2 separate regions of the Homo sapiens genome follow, and region 1 is linked to region 2. The links are chromatin contacts, found by Hi-C or POLR2A ChIA-PET in ENCODE. All regions are on one chromosome and are shown on one strand. Each heading gives the region's core, a stretch centred on a gene start or an enhancer-like site at or near the end of the contact. The rest is flanking DNA. Distances are from core to core; before and after follow the strand shown.

What was found. Hi-C counts contacts between places; a loop is a spot of excess contacts on that map. ChIA-PET counts read pairs that join two places held with the same protein, here RNA polymerase II (POLR2A). Pooled maps may share reads with other maps.
Region 1: POLR2A ChIA-PET joins it to region 2 with 10 read pairs in A549. The contact joins two enhancer-like sites. A Hi-C loop is called at or near these places in 1 of 37 single-sample maps with no recorded cell type and 1 of 50 pooled maps. POLR2A ChIA-PET finds 5 or more read pairs at or near these places in 4 of 52 experiments (A549, GM10248, PC-9 and 1 more).

The regions. Positions count from the first base shown.
Region 1 is chr20:20,032,273-20,036,708 of GRCh38, forward strand. NAA20 (N-alpha-acetyltransferase 20, NatB catalytic subunit) reads left to right here. Exons shown (of 6, transcript NM_016100.5): 5 at 236-381; 6 at 830-1,383. The coding sequence ends at 915. CRNKL1 (crooked neck pre-mRNA splicing factor 1) reads right to left here. Exons shown (of 14, transcript NM_001278628.2): 14 at 2,096-4,090. The coding sequence ends at 3,923. Among named protein-coding and RNA genes, the nearest start is that of NAA20, 17 kb to the left of the region's middle. Within about 2 kb of position 2,404, at least 2 of the 41 ENCODE cell types and tissues checked have a DNase peak (open chromatin) inside an H3K27ac peak, as active enhancers do.
Region 2 is chr20:19,910,961-19,915,626 of GRCh38, forward strand. The region is part of intron 3 of RIN2 (Ras and Rab interactor 2); the gene reads left to right. Among named protein-coding and RNA genes, the nearest start is that of NAA20, 100 kb to the right of the region's middle. RefSeq lists enhancers at 992-1,041, 4,523-4,592. Within about 2 kb of position 3,396, at least 10 of the 41 ENCODE cell types and tissues checked have a DNase peak (open chromatin) inside an H3K27ac peak, as active enhancers do.

The DNA of each region.
Region 1 (4,436 bases), core at 1,154-3,653, 120 kb after region 2:
TTTTGAAATACTAGCATGCAAACATAAAGTCATGTTCTTACACTGCAAAGTAATTGTCATAAATCCTAAGTAATACAAATTTCTATTACCATGTAATCAGCTACAAGGTCCTATTACTACCATTCTGAGTAGTAGTCAAAGCAAGGTAAAAACACGTTTTAAAAAAAATATGTATCTATTACTTTCTAGGGTTTCTCACATTCTAACATTTTCCTTTTTTGTTTTTCTTTTAAAGAAAGGGTGGATTTTTTGTGGATCTCTTTGTAAGAGTATCTAACCAAGTTGCAGTTAACATGTACAAGCAGTTGGGCTACAGTGTATATAGGACGGTCATAGAGTACTATTCGGCCAGCAACGGGGAGCCTGATGAGGACGCTTATGGTAAGCTCCCTTCCATGGCAGTATCCCCAAGAAGTCGAAACAGTTACATTCTTTCTACAGATTGTAGTATTTGATTATTTTAATAAATGTAGAATATTTGACTTTAAAATTTAAATTTCCCTCAACCTACCTTTATCAACCTATTAGTAGTAGTAATTAACTTACCTATTAACTAACCAATGGTTAATTTCTGTACCTTACTGTTTCACTCTGTTACATACATATTATTTTGCTAACAAGAAAACGTGTATTGTGAGCTGAATACTGGGTGAGGTCTGGTTAGCATCTGGTACACTTGGCAATTGGGAGACATTTATAAATACATTTTGCTTAGAATATGGTGAAGTGGGGGTAGGGATAAAACCTCTTATGGGAACTTTACCTATACACTTTACATTTGATATAATACATTTTTTGGGTGTTTATATTAAACTTTGCTTCTTTACAGATATGAGGAAAGCACTTTCCAGGGATACTGAGAAGAAATCCATCATACCATTACCTCATCCTGTGAGGCCTGAAGACATTGAATAACCCTGGGCAGTGGTTCTTAGGCAGATACTCTAGATGCTTTATGGACAATATTATTTTCATTGGATGATTCTGGAGCTCTATTAGGAGAAAAGTAATCATTTTAGGTCTTAAAGACTTCAAGAAAATACAGGTTATCAATTTATTTTAAATCTCATTGTTTCCAGTTAGCAATATCATACCTATTAAAGCTGTTCATTGTAACAAAATTCAATCAAAAAGGCAGCTAGGTCAGAAGGAAACATACCACTCTCATGGTTCATAGTATTCACTGTATGTATGCTAGGGAAAAGACTTGCTCCAGTCTCCTCCTCAGTTCTGTGCCTGAGAACCACTGCTGCATATATTTGTTTTTAAATTTTGTATTGAACTGTTAATTGAAGCTTTAAAAGCATATATGAAATGTATAAATCTAAGATGTATAATACATTATTGACTCTATGAATGTTTTCTGAAGTTTGTTAGTCATTTGTAAAACTAAATCAGATTGTAATCCCAGTACTTTGGGAGGCCAAGGCAGGCTGATTGCTTGAGGTCAGGAGTTTGAGACCAGCCTGGCCAAAATCTATACTAAAAAAAATACAAAAATTAGCTGGGCATCCCAGCTATGCAGAAGCTGAAGCACAAGAATTGCTTGAACCCTGGAGGTGGAGGTTGCAGTGAGCTGAGATCGTCCCACTGCACTCCAGCCCGGGCAACAGAGTAAGACCCTGCCTCAAGAAAAAAAAAAAAAAAAAAAATCAGGATTGTGAAAGGTCATCATCATTTAAGATACGTTTAATTAAATTGTGACTTCCATACGTAGTATTTTAAAAATGCACACTTGAAGCAATCACTGTCCAGCATACTTAAGAAGCTCCCTTCTTATCGTGTAGTAAATTCTTCCCAGTCACCTGCGTTCATACCATTATACTGTTTGTTTGTTAGTCCTAGATCTTTTCTCCTCTTCACAATGCTTTGCTTAAATCCTGCCCTTCTAAAAAGCCAAAAAAAAAAAAAAAAAACTTGAGGTTTTTTTTTTTTTTGGAGAGGGAAAAGAACATAATTCCTAAAGAAAGGCCATATAACTATATCATAGGCCAACCATGTATTTTATGTGTAGTGTCTTCCTCTGTAATATGTGAAAATATCCAGTTAGTTAGTTAGTGAAAGACTTAACGAAAGAAAAACCCACAAGAAATTATTAAACTTTTACTATCGAAAGGATTTACTTTGGTGGAGTTGAGGGTGGGAGAGAAATGAATCTTTATGTTCTCCTGTTAGAGAATAGCTTTTTTCCTTCCAGCTTTCACACTGGCACATGCTTATTACAATTCTACCTTGGGAACATGACAGAATTTTTTTCTTATGCATTCATGCAACATAAACAGATAATTCTAGGAAGACTGTGATTAAGTCACTTGCATTCTGACCTATTATTTTCATCTCTCCCTGACTCTGGGTGAGCCAAAGGCTATTAAGATGATGTTCTCCTGCTCACTCACTAGGCAGACCTCTACTCGAGAAGTGATCTGACACCGCAGTAGCTGATGCTCGTCCAGTGACTAAAGCAGTCAGGCTGAAAACAGATTTTATCTCAACAACAGTCCTAGTTTCTTCTGTCCTCAAACACTGTTATTTATTTTCAAGATAAAATTTAGTAACAACATTACGAAGTAGCTTTTATTCCCTTGGGTGAATAAGATGTGCACATTTAATAATAAATTTGCTTACTAAAGGTCCTTTTAGGGGAAAACAACCTTAAAAATACAGTTCTAGTCCTTGGGCAGTGAACAAAGAAAAAATGTGCTTGAGAAACACAGTCCAGGTTAAAGGAAAACTCTCAGATCGGTTAATGCAGTTGAATTTTTGCTTGAGAATGTGAGCAACGTATCAGCAAATACATTCATTCTTGTGCTACTCTTCATTATTTAGCATAGAGCTACCTTAGGTGTTTCTACACATGCTCTAAACCAAGAGTAAGTTTAACATGTCAGCAGTGAGGAGTAGACATTTTCTACTATAGCACACTGGGAGATGTTTACTGGTACTCTAGGTAGAAATGACTCCATTGTCCACTAAGTTTGGGAAATAAATAATATGGCAACATTGCTACTGGAGATACATAATGTACAGAAGCCTAACTATAAAGAGATTTGATTAACGAGACTTAAGTCTTAGTCCAGAATTTCCCAAATTTATGTGAACATGGGACATCATTTTTCATAGCACACACGTGAACAAGCCATTATTCTTTAAACAAGGTATTACAAACTCAACCACTCTGGAGAACTGATGAGCGCCTAACTGAAATTATTAGACTAAATTCTTAGTAAACAATGTTTTCTGAACCTTGTTCAGAAATATAATCACTGCAAATTATTTTCCAAGTGTTGTTCTAAAAAACAATATAACTGGACACTAGTAAGAAAGTAAGGTAAATTATTAATCCACTCGCATTCAATTCTACAAGGAATGAAACCATTTTTAAAAGTGGCTTAGAACAAACAATTTACTGAGCACTTACTATGCACCCACCAGGTATATTCCTTTTATAATGTAATCTTCAAAATGAGCTGTCAAACTATTGGCCCATTTTGTGAATGAGGAAAATGAAAATTAAGTTATATAATCATGAGTGGCAGAGCTGGGAAATGAACTCAAGTCTGTGACTCTGAAGACATGAAAAAGTTACACATTTCAGATGAATGCATAAACTATCTTTATGGGTATGACATGAAAAGTAACTGTAGAATGTTACCTTAATTACATTTCCTAATGCATGATGTGGACAGACATTAGAAAAGTTTGGACTCAGTTGGAAAAACAAATCCAGCAGTTAAAAAAGTCCTTTACTTGCAATCCCTACCCCTAGCTAACCCAAGAGCATTTAAAAAATAACTTAAAAAGTAGCCATCAAAGATACCAATCAATTTCTTACTGGTGAAATATATAAGAACTTCCAGGAGTCACAAGAGTTCCAAACAATTAATTTATAAAAATAACAAAACATTTGTCTATGAAAAAAAGATCAGGATTCACTCTCATCGACGTCCTCATCTGGATGGTGCTCAGCATCCTCCTTTTCCTGCTGCTGTTTCTTCCACAGTTTGGCCATGGCCAGGAGTTTGAGGTTAGGTTGGTTGGCAGCATCTTCTGGAAAGATGTAATCAAAGTATTCTTCCCAGCCTGCATCAGACTACAGAAATAAAAAATGAAAAGATAAGCAAACGTGGGTGATATACTCACATATCAGAGTGAAGAATTTTTACTGGAAATCCGGATGATTACCTCCATTTTACAAAATAACATCAAAGTCTACTACAGAAAGAACAAGGGCTGGGTCTGAAAGACTGGGAGTGAGTAAGCAGCAACTGTAGCTCAGTGAGAACTAAACTGGTAGAAAAACATTCTAAAAATCTAAGCACAGCTCCTCTATAGCCAACCAAGATGTTCAGTGTCTCCAACTACATTGTGCAGTCTTACACTTAAGAAAACGTTTAACGATCTTTACATAATATTCACCCAGTAGCAAAAGCCATACA
Region 2 (4,666 bases), core at 2,146-4,645:
TATGCACCAGTGGTTAACATTTCACTGCCCTTGCTCTGTCATTCTCTTTCTACACACACATACACACACATATGCAGAATTATATAAATATGTAAATTTTTTTTTTTGAGACAAAGTTTCACTCTTGTTGCCCAGCCTGGAGTGCAGTGGTGCAAACTCGACTCACTGCAACCTCTGCGTCCCAGTTTCAAGCAATTCTCCTGCCTCAGCCTCCTGAGTAGCTGGGATTACAGGCATGCACCACCTTGCCCAGCTAATTTTTTAATTTTTTTAGTAGAGACAGGATTTCACCATGTTGGCCAGGCTGGTCTCGAACTCCTGACCTCAGATGATCTGTGCGCCTTGGCCTCCCAAAGTGCTGGGATTACAGGCGTTGAGCCACCGCGCCTGGCCCAAATATGTCAATATTTTACATAAATAGATAATTTTGTCTCTATATAGCTACATATGTAGTCTGTTTTCTGAACCATCTGAAAATACATTGGAGACACACCTGCGACCACACCACCTTATCTCTAAATCCTCCTTGTGTATTTCTGAGGAACAAGGACATTCTCTTGCACAAACAGTAAGTAAAAGACACAAGCCAAAAAGCTATTATACACACACTGATAACACTAATATAACACTCCTCTCTAACCCACAGCTCATTTTCAGAGCTTGTTCATTGCTCTGGTCATGTCCTTATACTATTTCTTTTCCTATTTCTTTGCCTCACTGCATTTAGTTGTCATGATTCTTTGGCCTCCAAATGGTCCTGTCTCACTCATTTCATTCCGTGAATTTTTGCTTCAGTGTCACATACATGCAGAAAGTGCTCACGTCAATATCCAGCTTAGTGAATTTCCACAAAGTCAACATACCTGTTACTGGCTTTGAATGGCATTTGTATGTGACATTTTTTACAAAATGAATCTCTTTGTTATCAGAATAGGTGAATCGCGTGGGTGAGCCCAGCGTACAGATGTGCAGCCAGCCATGGCTATGGGTCCACAAGACAGGGGCTGTCTGTGGTTTTGATGGAAGGATCTACAGGGCTCCCTTTTAGTTCAGGTTTTACTTCCTGGCCCTGTGGACTCCTGTGGCCTCTTCTACCCATTTCAGAGTAGCCATTTGATGTGTTTTCATAATTGAATTAAGCTAAACATGAAAAGCAGATTCTAAAACTCAGCCTTAACTCCAGGACTCCTCAAGTACACGTCAACTGGACCCAGACAAGTTTCTCATCTGAGTCAAAATGCTGTGACCCAGAACAGGGAAAGGGCTTTCACATAGACACATTTCATATGAGCATTGCTTAAAGACACAAAGGAAGGAAGCCTGGGGTTCAACTGTGCTCTCACCACCCCAGAACCTGATTTGGTCTCCTGCTGCAGGTCCATGCTTTTTACCAGGCCAGACCCCTCTCCAGGGGCATCTCAGCCAGTTCACCTGGCTCCAGGAGGCCTGTTCCCATCAGGAAAAGCCCCTGCATCCATTGCTGGGATGGTCATTTCTTTTTTCTTTTTCTTTTTCTTTTTTTTTTTTTTTTTTTTGAGATGAAGTCTCACTCCCATCGCCCAGGCTGGAGTGCCATGCTGCGATTTCGGCTCACTGCAACTTCCGCCTCCGGAGTTCAAACGATTCCACTGTCTCAGCCTCCCAAATAGCTGGGATTACAGGCGCCTGCCACCATGCCCAGCTAATTTTTGTATTTTTAGTAGAGACGGGGTTTCACCATGTTGGCCAGGCCAGTCTCAAACTCCTGAGCTCAAGTGATCCACTCGCCTCAGCCTCCCAAAGTGCTGGGATTACAGGCGTGAGCTACCACGACCACGCCGGGATGGTCATTTCTAACCACCTTTTTGGGTGAACAGCAGGTTTTTCTTCTCCATCCTGAATGTTTGATGTCACTAGGAAATGGAAAACCCCGGGGTGTGGGAAAGGCACAGCTGAGGAAGCTGCATGTTGTCCACAGCATCAAGAGGTGCCATGAGCGTGCGGTGCACAGGCTGAGCCTCAGTCCATGCGCATGGGTCCAGAGAAAGTGCTGCGAGGTCCTCTTCACAGTTAGGGCCCTCCTGGGCTTTGCCTCTGATTACTGTCATTTTCTTGGAGGAGCCCAGAATTTAGAAGCTGGAGATGGGTTCGTATAGATCATTTTCTCAAGAGAAGGTCTCCATGACATATATTCATAAACAAAAAGAAACTCTTCTACCTTGTTTTCTATGAAGTTATTTTCTAGGGATTCTGTTTTGTTGTCGTTGTTCACACTGTAGCTCTCAGATCTTACTGTTTTTTTTTTAATTGTGATAAAGCATACATAACATAAAATTTACCATTTTAAGCATTTTTAACCATGTTTTTTAAGCTCACCATTTTAAGCACTTTAGTGATGGTGTCTCACTGTGTTGCCCAGGCTGTTCTCAAACTCCTAGGCTCAAGCCATCTTCCTGCCTTGACTTCTGAAAGTGCTGAGATTACAGACATGAGCCACCATGCCCAGTCACATTTTAAACATTTTTAAATGTACAATTCTGTGGCATTAAGTACATTCATATTGTTGTGCAACCATCACCACCATCCATTTCCAGAACTCCTTTCATCTTGCAGAATTGAAACTCTATCTATTAAATAATTCCCCATTCCTCCTTTTCCTCAACCCCTGGTAACTACCCTTCTGCTTCCTGTTTCTATGAGTTTGACTCCTCTCGGTACTTCCTACAAGTGGAATCATACAGTGTTTGTCCTTCTGTAACTGGCTTATTTCACTTAGCTTAATGTCCTCAAAGTTTATCCTTTTTGTAGCATATGTTATAATTTTCTTCCTTTTTAAGGCTGAATAATATTCCATTGTATGAGAAGACCACATTTTGCTTATTCATTCATCCATCAGCGGACACTGGGTGCTTCTACCTTTTGACTGTGGGAAATAATGCTGCTATGAATGTGGATTAGAACCTGTTTTTAAGGAAGATTATTTTTTTCTCTTGCCCCGAATAAAAATATTAAAACCTATGTGATTAAGGGGGCCCATCTGCCCATAGGCATATGCACACGTGCGTTGTGATGGGGTGCGTGTGAAGTTGAATCTGAATTTTGTGAAATGCAACTACCAGAGTTTGCGGTCTAGGAGAGCCAGGTGGCTTTAATAACAGTATTATCAGTTCAGTGATCAGACGGGCTTACTGAGATGTCAAGTGAGTTAGATCAAGCAAACTAGTTGTCAGGGTTACTACTGTCTTTAACCACTCACCTGATGCTTGTTTCTTATTGTCTGTCTCATTTTTTCAGTCACATTGCAAGCCTTTTGGGGGATAGAAATAATATCTTATGCTTCTTTTGGTGTCTAGTTAGGCTATTACCCTAAAGGTAGCAGGTCTTCAATAATGTTGACAATGGTGTGAGTTGACAATGACTCACACCAAATTTGCCTGTCTGCACACGCTCTGCATTGTTCTGTGGTGTTCCTGTATGACTTTCCCAGTATGTACTTTCCCACCATCAGAAGGACATTGCATCAAAAAAATTTGCATTAAACAGTTGCTGCTCTCGTGTTTGAAGCTGGGCAGCTGAATTAAATTAGTGAATCGATGTGTTAATCAATTGCAAGAGCCAAATTTAACAAATATAAACTCAGCACCCACTATGTAGCCAGCTGGACGAGACACTGGATATACCGACCTGGGAAAGAATTGGTCTTGTGGTTGGGGCTCTCACACTCCAGTGGAACCTTGTTCACAGTGTGGTCTGCCCGTCAGCCATGGAGTTTGCTAAAAATGCAGACTCTCAGGCCCTACGGAATGCCTCTGAATCAGAACCTGCACCTTCACCAGGTCCCTAGGTCATGCGTGTGCACATTCCAGTTTGAGAAACACCAGTCTTGTGAATGTTATCCTGTTAGCTATATCCTAAATGATAACAAAGGGTGTTTTGTGTGTGTCAGGGAGAGATGAGACTAAGGTGGCACTGGGAAACTGTGCCCAGTTCTGGTCACTACAACCTCAATGAGAGCAGAACAGCACAAGAGACCCCTCTGTGGCCATTCCCTAAGACCTTCGGGATGACAGCAGTGCAGCTGGGAGAAAAGGCCCTACGGGTAGTGAAGGTATCTGACTGCCTAAGATGGAGCGAATCCCAGCAGGGATTTCCTGCTCTGAATTTATAGTAAAAAGAAAAACATTGTTTGGGTTCCTCCAGTAGCAGAGACAGAATACGAATGCAAGTAGTCTATTCTGTGTTGAGTGATCACAGAAAGTTCATGTGGGAGAGTAGGGGAGTGAGACAGGAAGGGGAGGCAGCCAATACATGGTGCAATCCCACTGGGGACCTCTGAGAGACTGTGTGGGGGCATCCAAGTTGTTCCACATAAGAGCGAGGCAGCTGGGGTGTTTGTGCACCCACTGCCATCCCTCCTTGGCTGAGGGCTGCCCTGGGGTATTAACTCCCCAGCACTGTGGTCTGATCTGCTCAGCACTCACTCCCAGCCACAGAGCTTCCTCAGCTGTGGGCAGAGACTTCCAGGTGCCTGCAGTAGAGCCATCACAACAGAAGAAAACGGTGACTTCCAAGGGTTGTGGGCAGAGCACTCACAGTCTCTGCTCCATGTGTCCCATCTGGATTAAGAAGTCAAGGGTGTCTCAGCAGATGTCCGCATCAGAGCGCAGGTTCCAAATGAGGAACAAAC